Linked DNA regions of Homo sapiens: region 1 is linked to region 2. Evidence: read pairs that join two places in POLR2A ChIA-PET (ENCODE). Cell type or tissue: GM12878. All regions are shown on one strand. Links, peaks and the distances in the headings refer to the core of each region. The heading gives the core; the rest is flanking DNA. Region 1 overlaps TFG (trafficking from ER to golgi regulator). Region 2 overlaps SENP7 (SUMO specific peptidase 7).

Region 1 (4,404 bases), core at 106-4,105, 700 kb before region 2:
TTCTTTCGCAACTAGTCTTAGACTTTTGGATTTGTTACACAGGTCAGTTTTCAAATCCTTTTGACACATGAACCCTTTTTAGTATAATAGATAAGTAATGAACCTTGGGAATTGAAAATCATTTCATGAATAATTACATAGTGTTGGAAGTATTTTCAACTAAAAATCACTTAGATTAGTAATGTTCATTAAAAATGGTATGTTGTAAATTTGAAACACAGTTTTTAATAATAATTAAAGAAAAACTAATTTTTTCCCCATTGTATAATGACATGTACTGTTTGTGTTAAGATAAAGCAAAATGTGTCAACATTTGGAACTGACATAATTTTGGGACCGAATGTATTTTAAAATGTGGACTGAACTTTAAGTATGTGTTAATGACTTGAAAGTACAGTTAAAAAACTGCTTTCTTCTTTTAAGATTCTTAGATGTTGCATTTAAAGAAAACTCTTATTATTATTTTTTTCTTTTTACAAATTCTTTGTTTGCTTATAATTTTCATAGTTTAAAACTGTCCATATTGTGAAATAGTAATTTAAAAAAAGTCTAGACTGGATGACTGCATATAAAGGGCTTAACATGAGATAATTTTTGTGGATAAATGGTATGTATTCTATTTTTGGCCACTAAATATTTTGGAAGTTTTTGTTTTCTATTTTTATTTTAGTTACAGTTTAAATAAAGATGTATTTTCCATCATTTCTCTCTTCCTGTCTTCTAATAGTCATATGGAATTATGTTAATGATAGATGTTTAATAAATATTTGGTGATTGATTATTCCTAGTTGCACTTCTATTTCAGAACATAATGGAGATTTGCTGAATACTATAATGAGATCCTCTTGGTCACTTTATGATGAAACCTTTTATATTTCAGGTCAAAGAAGGTTGCCTATTCTGAGCCCTACCTCTCCAAACAAAAATTTCCAATTTTAGATCAAGAATCAATGAAAAAGTTAGACAATTTTTCCAGAAGAATTCATAGATGCTGACACAACATTTGCATATAATTTCAGGGGATTTAACCATCTGCAGAATATTAAGAAGTGTAGATGAGAATTTAACCAGTATAGCCAATACTGTTCAGAAATTAGCTACAGTGGCCCACATTCTACTCTAAGGAATGGATTTATGAGTTTTTTGCTTTAGGTGAAACTTTTTCCTCACCTCTTTCTTGCTACTGTTTATACTTTATTCTTTGTGTCTATATTTTTTATACATACTGTTAGCTTTTTACCTATGTTAATGTAAAAGGTGTTAAAATTGGTTTCTTCTCTGCATTTTGGAAATCATGCCATATGTTGTTTTCTTGTATGGCCATTTTCTAGTTATTGTGTCCTGTCTGACATATCTGATGATAAGATGATATAAGAATAATACAATCTGCATTATATTTTTAGAGATAGTTCTTATTTTTTTAGAAAACAAAAACAACAAGAAAACCATACATCAGAAACTGAAATCTAGTCCACAAAATGAAATTGCCAATCAGCTATCAGTGCTATTTAGAACCTGTGGCTTACCCTCACCAAGAAATGTGGCCACCTGTGGTCTTCAGCTCTCTATTACAGCGGTTCTTGGATGCTTGTTTTCCTTTAAGAGGCAAATGATGTGTAAACTACCTTAGATAGAAGATTGACCTGTTGCAGTATCTCCAGCAGCTAATGGAGCAAGTAGTAGGACGTATAGTATGTTTCCTGATGGTTTTAGTTTGTGATAAGTGAAAAGAGGCATAGGTAGTGAGATGTGAGGGGAAACAACTTGTAAGACTGACGTGGTATGCTCTTGGGATTAGAGGAAGGAAGTTGGTAGGGAAGATAGATAACTGGTAGACATGTTTTAAAGGAATACTTCTAGTAGTAGTTTTCTTTTTCCAAACATTTAGAAAATATTAGGGTAGCCTGGAATGGTATGTTAGGAATGAATGAGCTGCCAGCCAGTGTGTGCTGTGGGTACTTATATTCGGTTTAGCACTTAACATTTTTTTCAGAAGATACATTTTGTATTGATTACAGGGGTGATCTAAGAACTGATGTTCATTTACTTGCTTGGTAACAAAAGTGATAATCATTGTCCCTTAATTGAGTAAATGGTTAGCAACAGTCTTTTTGTTTACTTGTTCGTGTTTTTTGTTTGTTTCTTTTGATGTCTTTTGTATCTTGGACTTGGATTCCTATTTGTAAAATGTATGTTAAAATTCTTGAACTCTTTTTCTTTCACAAGACAGTAGTATAAATGCCTGTGGAATATCTTAGTATCCTGAGAAGAAAAGCATGATTTTAAATTTAACCTGCTCATAATATTTGACATTTTGTTTTTCTGTTGTTGTTTTAAACATTTTATTATAGAAAAGTTTAAGTATATAAGAAAGTAGACATTATAATGAATCCCAGAAACCCACATCCAGTTTCAACAGTTACCAACTTATAGTATCATATAATTACACTATACACATTTCCGCCCCTCCTGTTACCCAGAGTGGAGTACAATCTCAGCTCACTACAAACTTTGCCTCCTGGGTTCAAGTGATTCTCGTGACTCAGCCTCCTGAGTAGCTGGGATTACAGGCATGCATCACTGTGCCTAGCTAATTTTTGTATTTTTGGTAGAGATTGGGTTTTGCCAGGCTGGTCTCGAGCTCCTGACCTCAAGTGATCTACCCACCTCGGCCTCTCAAAGTGCTGGAATTACAGGCATGAGCTGTTGCACCCGGCTCCCCTCCTGTATTATTTTGATGCAGATCCCATATACATCATTTCATCTGTAAGCATTTTAATAAGTATTTTAATAAGTAATACATATTAAAATAGAAGGTAGCAAATTCAAAAATGTTTTTAATGTGCTATTTATGGAAGATTATGAATTAATTATGGTTGGCTTGATTTCCATGTAATTTAATAGTGGACCAGTAGACAGTAGAAATAAAATGTAAAATTTGAGATTATAACCTTAGTTCAGTTTCTTTTTATAAAATAAAGCCTTAGTTCCTATAATTATTATTTCCAGAGTGCCCAGTGGGTATCTGATACTAGGATATAGGTTATTGGGCTCCAAAAAAACCAAAAAAAGTAAAATGTTTCTCTTTATCAAGGAGCTTGTATTTTTTTCATCTAATGTTTCTTACAAAAGGAGGTAAATAATTTTTTTGGAAAGCTTTTGTTCATCTTCTGTTTCTTTTTGCCCTCTTCTCCCTGTTACTAGAAGGAAAAATATAAAAAAAATAAAGGAATTAAAATGATCTGTAATCCTATATTCCGACATGCTTAACATTCCAGACTATCATTATACACCTGCATTATTTCCCTTGTACTTTTAGGCCTTACTGAATATAGATAAAAAGGAAACAAGTTTTTGTTTATTCCTCTATTTTTACAGATACTGTGGATGGTAGGGAAGAAAAGTCTGCTTCTGATTCTTCTGGAAAACAGTCTACTCAGGTTATGGCAGCAAGTATGTCTGCTTTTGATCCTTTAAAAAACCAAGATGAAATCAATAAAAATGTTATGTCAGCGTTTGGCTTAACAGATGATCAGGTTTCAGGTAAGTTGGTTTCCAACTCCTTTACACCCTTCGTTTCCTTCATCTTTCCGTTCTTCCCTTTCCTTCTTTCTTTAATTGAAGAATAACTTGGATATGGTGAAGTGCACAAATCTTAAGGGTTCTGCTTAACAAATTTTTACATATGTGTACACTTATGTAAAAGACTAACTAGATTAAGATGTAGATGATTTCCAGCACTTCAGAAAGCTTTCTTATGTCCTCTCCCCAAGAGTAGCACCCTCCCCCTTAAAGAATAAGCACTGTTGGGTTCAAGTAAATTTTTGAAAGTAAAATTTAGAAAGTTTTTAAAAATCTGAACTATTTTATAATTTGATTAGTTGCAGTATTCGAATTATATTTGATTTGTCTTATCTCCTCATCTTAGAGAAATTGAAAATTAAATGTAGATTTTCTTGTTAAATTGCTTGAGTATACAGTGGGTTTTTATATAAATAAGTTTTTAACCTTAAAGCAGTACCTATATTGTTTTATTCTGTTTAACTTTTGGTTATAATTTCTTCATTATTTTTTCCTGCTTTTTCTCTTTTCGGATTCTAATAACACATACATTGGAGAGCTTGATACTGTCTCATGGGTCATTAAGGTTCATTTTTCTTCAGTCTTCTCTCTGTTCTTCAGGTTGGGTGATTTCTGTTGAACTCTTCAAGGTCGCTGTGATTTCTAATATGCTGTGGAACCTTTCTAGTGAATTGTTTAATTGTGCTTTCAGCTCTAGAATTTCCATTGGGTTTTTATAGTTTCTGTTTTTCTGTTGAGATTCTTTATTTTACATTCATTAAGTCTATATTTTCCTTTAATTGTTTGAATGTATTTATGTTTGATTCTTTAAAAATATTTAGC
Region 2 (4,404 bases), core at 285-4,284:
CCAGCCAGCCTTGCCCCTGGAAGTACCTCACCCTTGCACCAACACTGACAGGAAGTGAAGCCAGACACAAAGAACAGCACACCTTCCCCCCACACTGAGCAACCACCCCTGCCTACAGCGCACAGAGAAAGCACAAAGACCTGTACCCACCAGTACCACCACACCCGTGCCAACATCACCAACAGCACAACCACACACACAGTCACCAGCAGGGACTCCTGCTCCCCATCAGCCACATTGCCGCTGCCACTGTGGTGAACACTCATATGAAGACAGGCACCCTGGCACCCATTAGCACCTTGCCACAGCCAACAGACATGCACTAGGCCACACTGCGTGATACAGTTTGGCTGTGTTCCCACCCAAATCTCATCTTCCCACGTGTTGTGGGAGGGACCTAGTGGGAGTTCACTGAATCATAGTGTCAGTTTCCCCATACTGTTCTCATGGAAGTGAATACGCCTCATGAGATCTAATGGTTTTATAAAGGGAAACCCCTTTCACTTGGTTTTCATTCCCTCTTGTCCACCGCCATGTAAGATGTTCCTTTCACCTTCTGCCATAATTGTGAGTCCCCCCATAGTCACATGGAACTGTGAGTCTATTAAACCTCTTTTTCTTTATAAATTACCCAGTCAGGGGTATGCCTTTATCAACAGCCTAAGAACACACTAATACACTACCACTGCTGCTGGCACATGCAAATGAGGATACATCCAGCTGCCACTGCACTACTGCACTATGAAATGCTTTAGCTGACACCACCCATTGGAGAGTAGTGACCAGCAGTCCAGGAGCACCTCAGCCCCCCAACACAGTGGATTCCTAACCTTGAGGTAACAGAGAACAAAGTTGGGGTCTGATACAAGTCCCACAGAGTTAGAGCACACAGTCCAGGAGAAGTTGGGAGCTGAGCACTGGTACCCTAAAATCTTCCAGAAACAAAGCCAGTTGGCTGACTCCACTTTTTACCACAATCAAACCCTCAAAGTCATCAAGATAAAAGAAAAAGACTCTACCCAAAGGTTAGCAACTTCAAAGACTGAAGGAACTTAAGCCCACAAAGATGAGAAAGAACCAGCAAAAGAACACTGAAAACTCAAAAAGCCCGAGTGCCTTCTTTCTTCCAAAGAACCGAACCATCTCTCCAGCAAGGGTTCTGAACTAGGCTGAGATGGCTGAAATGACAGAAATAGAATTCAGAATATGAGTAGGAATGAAAATCATTGAGATGCAAGAGTATGTTGAAAACCAATCCAAGGAAGCTAAGAATCACAATAAAAAAATGCAGGAGCTAACAGACAAAATAGCCAGTACACAAAGAAACCAACTAACATGATATAGCTGAAAAATATACAAGAATTTCATAATGCAATCGCAAGTATTAATAGCAGAATAGACCAAGTGGAGCAAAGAATCTCAGTGCCTGAAGACTGACTTTCTGAAATAAGACAGTCAGACAAAAATAGAGAAAAAAGAATGAAAAGAAACAAACAAAACCTCTGAGAAATAAGGGATTATGTAAAGAGACTAAACCTACAACTCACTAGTGTACCTGAAAGAGATGGAGAGATGGTAACCAACATGGAAAACATATTTCTGAATATCATCCATGAGAACTTCCCCAACCTAGTCAGAGAGGCCAACATTCCCCAACCTATCATTCATGAGTTCTGTCACCCATGAGAACTTCCCCAGCCTAGCTAGAGAGGCCTAGCAGAGAACCCGAGTAAGATATTTCACAAGATCATCCCAAAGACACATAATCATCAGATTCTCCAAGGTCAAAATCAAAGAAAAAATGTTACAGGCAGCTAAAAAGGTCAGGTCACCTACAAAGGGAAGCCCATCAGACTAACAGCAGACATCTCAGCAGAAACCATAAAAGCCAGAACAGATTGAGGAACAGTATTCAATGTTCTTAAAGAAAATAAATTATAACCCAAAATGTGATATGCAGCCAAACTAAGCTTCATAAGTGAAGGAGAAATAAGATTTTTTTTTTTTTTTAGATAGAGTCTCGCTCTGCTGCCCAGGATGGAGTTCAGTGGCACCATCTTGACTCACTGCAACCTCTGCCTCCCAGGCTCAAGTGATTGTCCTGCCTCAGCCTCCCGAGTAGCTGGGATTACAGGCACCCACCACCATGCCCAGCTAATTTTTTTTATTTTCAGTAGGGACGGGGGTTTCATCATGTTGGCCAGCCTGATCTTGAACGCCAGACCTCAAGTGATCCTCCCACCTCAGCCTCCCAAAGTGCTGGGATTACAGGCATGAGCCATGGCACCCAGCCTAAGAAGATTCTTTTCAGACAAGCAAATGCTGAGGAAATTGATTACCACACGACCTGCCTTGGAAGAGCTCCTGAAAGAAGCACTAAATATGGAAAGGAAACAATGTTACCAGCCACTACAGAAACACACTGAAGTACACAGACCAGTGACACCATAAAGCAACTACAGAAACAAGTCTGCATAATAACTAGCTAACATCCCCAACTCATTCTATGAGGCCAGCATCATCCTGATACAAAAACTTGGCAGAGACAAAATGAAAAATTTAAGGCCAATATCCTTTATGAACATCAATGCAAAAGTCCTCAACAAAATACAGGCAAATCAAATCCACCAGCATACCAAAAAGCTTATTCATCACGATCAAGCAGGCTTTACACCTGGGATGAAACGGGGGTTCAACATATGCAAATCAGAAATTTGAGGCCAGGTGCAGTGGCTCACTCCTGTAGTCCTAGCACTTGGGGAGACCGAGGCAAGAGGATTGCCTGAGCTCAGGAGTTTGAGACCAGCCTGGGCAACATGGCAAAACCCTGTCTTTACTGAAAATACAAAAAACTACCCGGGAGTGGTGGTGCACACCTTTAGTCTCAGCTACTCGGGAAGCTAAAGCACGAGAATTGCTTAAACCCGGGAGGTGGCGGTTGCAGTGAGCCCAGATAGCACCACTGAACTCCAGGTTGGGTGACAGAGCAAGACACTGTCTCCAAAAAAAAAAAAAAAAAAATTTGATTTATCACATAAACAGAGCTAAAGTCAAAAACCACATGATTACCTCAATACATGCAAAATTAAATTTCTGTGGGACCTGGCAAAATGCACCTCTGCTTTCATTCAGGTACAATGCATCAGCACAGAATTTCCTTTTTCTTTTTCTTTTTTTTCTTTTGAAGAAAAGAATATCAAATAAATTTTTTATTTATTATTATTATACTTTAAGTTCTGGGGTACATGTGCACAACATGCAGGTCTGTTACATAGGTATACATGTGCCATGGTGCTTTGCTGCACTCATCCACTCATCATTTACATTAGGTATTTCTCCTAACGCTATCCCTCCCCCAGCCCCCCACTCCCCAACAGGCCCTGGTGTGTGATGTTCCCTGCCCTGTGTCCATGTGTTCTCATTGTTCAACTCCCACTTATGAGTGAGAACATGCAGTGTTTTGTTTTCTCTTCTTGTGTTTCTTTTGTGAGAATGATGGTTTCCAGTTTCATCCATGTCCTGGCAAAGGACATGAAATCATCCTTTTTTATGGCTGCATAGTATTCCATGGTGTATATGTGCCATGTTTTCTTTATCCAGTCTATCATTGATGGGCATTCGGGTTGGTTCCAAGACTTTATTATTATGAATAGTGCTGCAATAAACATACATGTGCATGTGTCTTTACAGTAGAATGATCTATAATCCTTTGGGTATATACCCAGTAATGGGATTGCTAGGTCAAATGGTATTTCTAGTTTTACATCCTTGAGGAGTCACCACACAGTCTTCCACAATGGTTGAACTAATTTACACTCCCACCAACAATGTAAAAGTGTTCCTATTTCTCCATATCCTCTCCAGCATCTGCTGTTTCCTGACTTTTTAATGATCACCATTCTAACTGGCGTGAGATGGTATCTCATTATGGTTTTAATTTGCATTTCTCTAATGACCAGTGATGATGAGAATTTTTTTCAGAAGTTTGTTGGCTGCGTAAATGTCTTCTTTTGAGAAGTGTCTGTTCATACCCTTCACCTACTTTTTGATGAGGTTCTCTTTTTCTTCTTGTAAATTTGTTTAAATTCTTTGTAGATTCTGGATATTAGCCCTTTGTCAGATGGACAGATTGCAAAAATTTTCTCCCATTCCATAGGTTGCCTGTTCACTCAGCTGATAGTTTCTTTTGCTGTGCAGAAGCTCTTTAATTAGATCCCATTTGTCAATTTTGGCTTTTGTTGCCATTGCTTTTGGTGTTTTAGTCATGAAATCTTTGCCCATGCCTATGTCCTGAATGATATTGCCTAGGTTTTCTTCTAGGGTTTTTATGGTTTTAGGTCTTACAGTTAAGTCTTTAATCCATCTTGAGTTAATTTTTGTATAAGGTCTAAGGAAGGAGTCATT

What was found. Peaks named below come from ENCODE experiments on the same cell type or tissue, not always from the same donor. Only the 100,000 strongest peaks of a DNase experiment are listed, where the experiment ranks them.
Region 1: POLR2A ChIA-PET joins it to region 2 with 5 read pairs; 3 of 35 experiments call an interaction of 5 or more read pairs at or near these places.

The regions. Positions count from the first base shown.
Region 1 is chr3:100,729,130-100,733,533 of GRCh38, forward strand. It overlaps TFG (trafficking from ER to golgi regulator), which reads left to right. Exons shown (of 8, transcript NM_006070.6): 5 at 3,379-3,543. Among named protein-coding and RNA genes, the nearest start is that of TFG, 22 kb to the left of the region's middle. In GM12878, for the core only: no CTCF peak of the experiment used is centred there; a DNase peak (open chromatin) is centred at 1,622.
Region 2 is chr3:101,424,489-101,428,892 of GRCh38, forward strand. All of the region lies in intron 4 of SENP7 (SUMO specific peptidase 7), which reads right to left. Among named protein-coding and RNA genes, the nearest start is that of SENP7, 87 kb to the right of the region's middle. In GM12878, for the core only: no CTCF peak of the experiment used is centred there; no DNase peak of the experiment used is centred there.